Regions from separate parts of the Mus musculus genome. Here region 1 is linked to region 2. The links are chromatin contacts, found by Hi-C or POLR2A ChIA-PET in ENCODE. All regions are on one chromosome and are shown on one strand. Each heading gives the region's core, a stretch centred on a gene start or an enhancer-like site at or near the end of the contact. The rest is flanking DNA. Distances are from core to core; before and after follow the strand shown. Region 1 holds the start of Tmem106c (transmembrane protein 106C). Region 2 holds the start of Vdr (vitamin D (1,25-dihydroxyvitamin D3) receptor).

Evidence for each region. A loop is a pair of places that touch in the nucleus more often than their neighbours do. ChIA-PET counts read pairs that join two places held with the same protein, here RNA polymerase II (POLR2A).
Region 1: POLR2A ChIA-PET joins it to region 2 with 23 read pairs in Patski. The contact joins the promoter of Tmem106c here to the promoter of Vdr in region 2. A Hi-C loop is called at or near these places in 2 of 37 maps with a recorded cell type or tissue (both heart). POLR2A ChIA-PET finds 5 or more read pairs at or near these places in 2 of 5 experiments (Patski and embryonic stem cell).

What each region holds. Positions count from the first base shown.
Region 1 is chr15:97,962,952-97,965,651 of GRCm38, forward strand. It overlaps Tmem106c (transmembrane protein 106C), which reads left to right and starts at 1,278. Exons shown (of 8, transcript NM_001252153.1): 1 at 1,278-1,384; 2 at 1,889-2,079. The coding sequence starts at 1,899.
Region 2 is chr15:97,906,974-97,909,673 of GRCm38, forward strand. Vdr (vitamin D (1,25-dihydroxyvitamin D3) receptor) reads right to left here and starts at 1,323. Exons shown (of 10, transcript NM_009504.4): 1 at 1,262-1,323.

The DNA of each region.
Region 1 (2,700 bases), core at 28-2,527, 56 kb after region 2:
TCAAACCATCCAAACAAAAACTCCAAAACCAAGACCAACTAACAGACCAAGCTTTCCTCTTTATTTGCGCTGTGTCTATATTTATTAGGATTGTGTCCCACTGTGAGAACATGAAATCTAGGAAGATCAGAATTCTATCAGGGACCTGATTTCTTTTATCCTTCTGTCCAGAGTTCCTCATGGCCTCTTGGTCACAACACAGCTACTTTAATCTCTAATACCAAGCTCACAGTCCAGACAGGAAGAGTGAGAGGATCAGCTGAGTCTCTATCTACTTTAAGGAGACACAGAATTTTTACTAGAAAAAAATCTACAACCTTCCCCCAAACTGGGCAGAACAGTATCACCAGAGTTCATTAACTGCAACCAAACAATATGTTTTTAGCTTAGCCTTTATTTCTCCCAATATCATCAGATTTATTTAAGTAAGAGACATAGAAGTAGGGCTGGAGGGATGGCTCAGCTGTTAAGATCATTAACTGCTCTTCCAGAGGTCCTCAGTTCAATTCCAAGCAACCACATGGCGGCTCACAACCGTCTGTAATGAGATCTGATGCCCTCTTCTGGAGTGTCTGAAGACGGCTACAGGGTCGTCATTTAAATAAAATAAATCTTCTCTTGCTGTTCTTAAAACAGGGTCTCACTTTGCTGGCTGGCCTCAAACTCACGTTCTAGGCTAATTTGAATTTGTGGCGATCCTGCTGTCTCTCAGATGCTGGAAGCCCCGTGCACCATCACACAGGGCTCTTTAGCCCTCTTCGCCAGTTTCATTTCGCTTCTGTGGCACTTTAGCTTTCGGAGGAGCTCTCAAACCCTTTATGCCCATCCCACGTTTTTTGTGGATAGTGGTCCTGAAATAGGATCACCTTGCAAAACTTAGCTTTGGGTTTCATTCTTTTGACTAGCCAGCAGGACTCCGATGGAAGTTGCCTCCAATCAGGCCCCTTGTCACAGTGGTTCTCCATAAGCTCTTTAGGCATTCAGATCCTCTGCCGGGACCTAGTACAGGTTCTGGGTTTTGGGTTTCTTTATGCCCCGTGTCCCTGTGCGGAGAGAATGGCTTTGGCCGTCCTCCTCTCACACAGAAGCGCTCTGATCCGGAAGCTCAGATCTGGGGGTATAGAGGAGCGACGTTCTGTCTCCGAGCACCTCCGCGGTTCTCTGTCGCCCCCTACCGGTGGGTAGGTGCGCTGCCGCTGCGCGGCAGGAGGGACGCGCTGGAGCTCAGGGCGCAGGCGCAGGCGCTCGCGCTCGCCCGGGTCCTCGGGCGGGCTTGCGGTTCTGCGCGTGCGCACGGGCGGAGGCGCGCCGAGGACTCGCTGGAGCGGGCAGGTGGAGGGAGGAGTGGTCCCGGGAGTAACTGCCAGCAGTTGGTGCGCCACAGGTCCGGGGGCGCCCGCGTTCCCGAGCCTCGGAGGCCTGAACGCGTTCGGAACGTGGCTTTTTTTGTGCGGGGGCGTGACCTGAGCCCGCCTCCTCGGCTGGGAGTGGAGGAGAATGGGGATCGCTGAGGCCTTTAATTAATCTGGTGCCTGTTGTTTGTGTGCCCGAGGTGCAGCCTGTTTGCCTTTTGAGTTTGCAAACAGAGGGGAGGAAGCGGCGGGGTGGGGTGGGGGAGCAGGAGGGGAGATGGGGTCTTCCGGGCAGAGAGCCTAATCCAGCGAGGGCCGTCCTATTCCAGGGGGAGGGGAGGCCAGACACGACACGGGACACTGCTGCAAAAGGAAGGCCGCAGTAGGAACTGCCAGTGTTGCGCACACAGGCACACACTTAGAACAACAGCCTCTTGCTCAGTATTTTGCACTTTATGCAGAAGTGATTTTTTTTTACCTCTAGAGCGGCCCCACATGGACACTAACACGCGCTCACCACCCCCCTCCCCATATAGGAGATGACACATGGGGTCTCAGCACTCCTCTGCCCTCACATTTTGTCAGCGAAAGAAGGATGACAACCCGGAGGACTTGCTGGCTGATAGAGATCAGGAGGAAGCCATCGCTCAGTTCCCCTATGTGGAGTTCACTGGGAGAAATAGCATCACCTGTCACACCTGCCAAGGAGCAGGCTACATCCCAGCAGGTGAGACCATCGGCCATCACACGGAAAGCACTCTGGCATCTGCTCCAGCCAGCCCTCCATAGTCATAGCCCGCCCTGAATTGTAGCCAGCTCCGCTGCCCTGATAAATGGACAGACTCCAGGTTTTTTGTTTTTTGTTTTTTTTAAATCTTACACTCGGAACCCTTTCTCTTCTTCATTTCTACTCCTTTATTAATGCCTTAGTTTCTTTTCTGGTTGCTCTGATAAAATACTCTGACAATGGCAATTTAGGGGATGAAGGTTTATTCTGATTCACAGCTCCAGGTCACAGCTCCATCACTGAGGACAAGTTATACAACAGCAGCAATTTGAAATCGCTTATGTCACCTTATAGTCACAGCAAACAGCGAGCGAGGAGTGCTCGTACCTGGTTTCCCCTTCCCTATTCATTCAGAGATACAGCCTATGAAATGGGTGCCACCCACATTTAGGGAGGGTCTTCACATTTCAGTAAACCCAGTTAAGAAAATCACTCACAGACACGCCCCGTGGGCCGACCTAATCCCGTCTGTATCCACTGAGACATCTTCCTAGGCCACTCCGGGTTCCCAGCCCCTCTCTGGTTTGGAATGTTTATTTCTCTGCTGTGGGATCTGTTGAC
Region 2 (2,700 bases), core at 73-2,572:
TTTCTGCTCCCTCGGCCTTCTGATTTCTCCTGCATGCCTGCCTTACGGGACAAGATGGGTACCTGACAAGGTAGAAATGGAACCAGTGCCTGGTAACTCCACAGTACTGGGATGTGCCTCTAGTTCTTAAGAATAGGAAGAGGTGAGGATTTACCACAAAGCCACTGTCTCTTCGTGGCCATCTCCTGGAATCATCCCTTGCCCATCAGCCTTTGCTGACATTCCCCCCCCCCCCACCTCCTGTGTCATGAAGAAGATGGCTTTCCTCGGGGCATCGAGGCAGACCTGAACTCTGTCCAAGGGAACATTTGCAATGCCCAGAAAATGCCTGCCCAACTGCTTGCCTAGGCTCTGGCCCCTCTTACCGCTGCTGGGCCCAGACAGGAGGCTGACTCATTCACCACAAAGAGGAGGAGGAGGAGAAGGAGGAGGAGGAAGAGGAGGAGGAGCAGAAGGAGGAGGAACAGCAGGAGGAGGAGGGTTGCTCAGACTCAGAGAGCCAAGGCTCCCAGAGCCCAGGCAGATTCAGCCTCAGGTAGGGGATAGTCATAGTGGAGACAGTGGACTTGGAGATCACACGCAGATCCTACCTAGATTCGCCTCTTGCATCCAAGTCCCTTCACTCTCCAAACAGAAACTAGTCCTTAAAACCCCTTTCTCAATTTCCACGCTCACCCTCGAGTCCCTCTGGACATCTGTGGACAGGCTCTCCTGAAAGAGAAACCTAGCACACTGGTCTCAAAGCACCGGCGGTTTTAGAAAGGCAAGCACAAAAGGAAAAAACTCCATATAAAAGATTCCACTCCACTATCACTGGTGATCACACATGGCTCCGCGAAGTAATAAACAGGCTCTACACACTCCACCTCCAGAGACCTTAGCACCATCGACAGCCAATCACTCCCTTCTTACTCCTCCACTCCAAGTCAAAGCGCCCGTCCCAGGAAAGAAACAAACGCTTCTTGTTGTCCAGCGCTGAGCACCCTCCTAGCTAAGGACTCCCACGCTGAGCCGCCTGAGCATCGCGGAGGTGGCTGTCCCCTCGCCAGCCTCGTACGAACTTCAGCTTTCTCAGACTTGGGTGCCCTCTCAGAGTCCCAACCTCATGGCACCACAGCCCGGATCTCAGTCGCCAACTTTGCTTTCCGAGTCTTGGACTCTAGCGCTTGCACCCGAACGCTGAGACCTCTAGATCCCAGACGCCTGCCCCGGGTCTAACCACTCACCCAGAACCCCCTTCCCCCTGCACCCCGATCCGCACCTGGTCTGGCGGTGGACACACAGCTCGGCGCTTCCCGTGCTTAGGGCTCGGCAGCAGCTTTTTGACAAGCAGAGACTGCTCAGCACCTGGCCCCGCCCCCGCAAGGCCCCGCCCCCGGACCGCCCTGCCCCTCAACCACGCCCACTAAGTTCAGTCCTCTGAAGCCCTGAAACTTTCTTGACTTGGAATCAACCACTGCACTGTCGCCTTGGAGGCCCTGCCTTGTGAGGGGCTCCAGGACCGCCAGCCACAGTGCAGCACAGGCGTCTGCCTTCCGTGGAACAGTATTTGATGATGTCGTGTGTGCAAATCCACGTTTCTGCCTGTGATGATCCGTGATGTAGCCACCACCCACCCCTGCCGCCGTGGTTCTACCCAATCTGCTGTAAACGCCTCCCCCAGGTGTGTCACCCGTACCTGAGTTGACCCGGGACCCCGACGCCCGCGGCGCGCTGCAGGGAGCCGTTCTCTGCGCGCGCCGGATGGGGAACCTCAGGTGAGTTTCTCCTGCAGGGCGCTCAGCCGGACTCTACTGGTTAGGATTAGCCCAAGAAAACCAGATTGGAGGTTGGAGTTGCGTCCTCTCTCCTACCTGACGTTCTTCTGCTAACTACACCGACGGAGCATGTTCCTGGCTAATTGCATCTCATTCCAGCAAGCCTTGCTGTAGCTTCTGAGGTCTCTGCCTCCCAGATCATCCCTTGCCACCGAGACCCTGGTGTGAAGGAAAGGCACAAAGTTCACCTCAAGACCTGGAACTGTGCATGGCTCCTGAGAACTCATTGTAGAAAAATTTGGATAAAGATTACTCTACTCACACGCTCCGTGCTCCGCAGTCTATAGGGGTCCCTTTTTTGAGTAGGAGATGTATGCATAAATAAACATAAGGGTGTTCTAGAATACAGATACCCCCAATGTCACTGGACAGTTGGTGACCTCCTGTAGTTAGGAAAGATAATGTTTAGGAGGCTCAGTGGGGACAGGGAGGTGGAGAACCCAGTGATTTGCACAGACCAAGCCGTGGACCAGTGGAGGATGAGAGCCCAGCCTGGCGGTTAGTGCACTTCTCATTCCTCACACAGAGGTGTTAGAGTGGAAGAAATACTGCCCCTTCCAGCTCTTGCTGACTGTCCCCAAGAAACCAACGGAGGCTAAATAGAAGAAAGAGCTTCCAGACAGTGGGGTCTGAGGGGAAGCTGTGAGGAGCTCTTTAAGAGACGGTAGTGGAAACATTCTGGGAAGGCTTCAACGTTTTCAGAAAACATGTGACACATGGTGTTTAAACTCAATGAATGAATGGAAGAGGCCTTTTGGGAGCCCTCCCAGGCTGGTGTTTATTCTAAATGAAAAAAGAAATCATTTATTCTAAATGAAAGAATCACTTTCTAGAACATCAGGGGAAAGCTGACTCTCTCAAGAAGAAAAGCACAGGAGGGAGT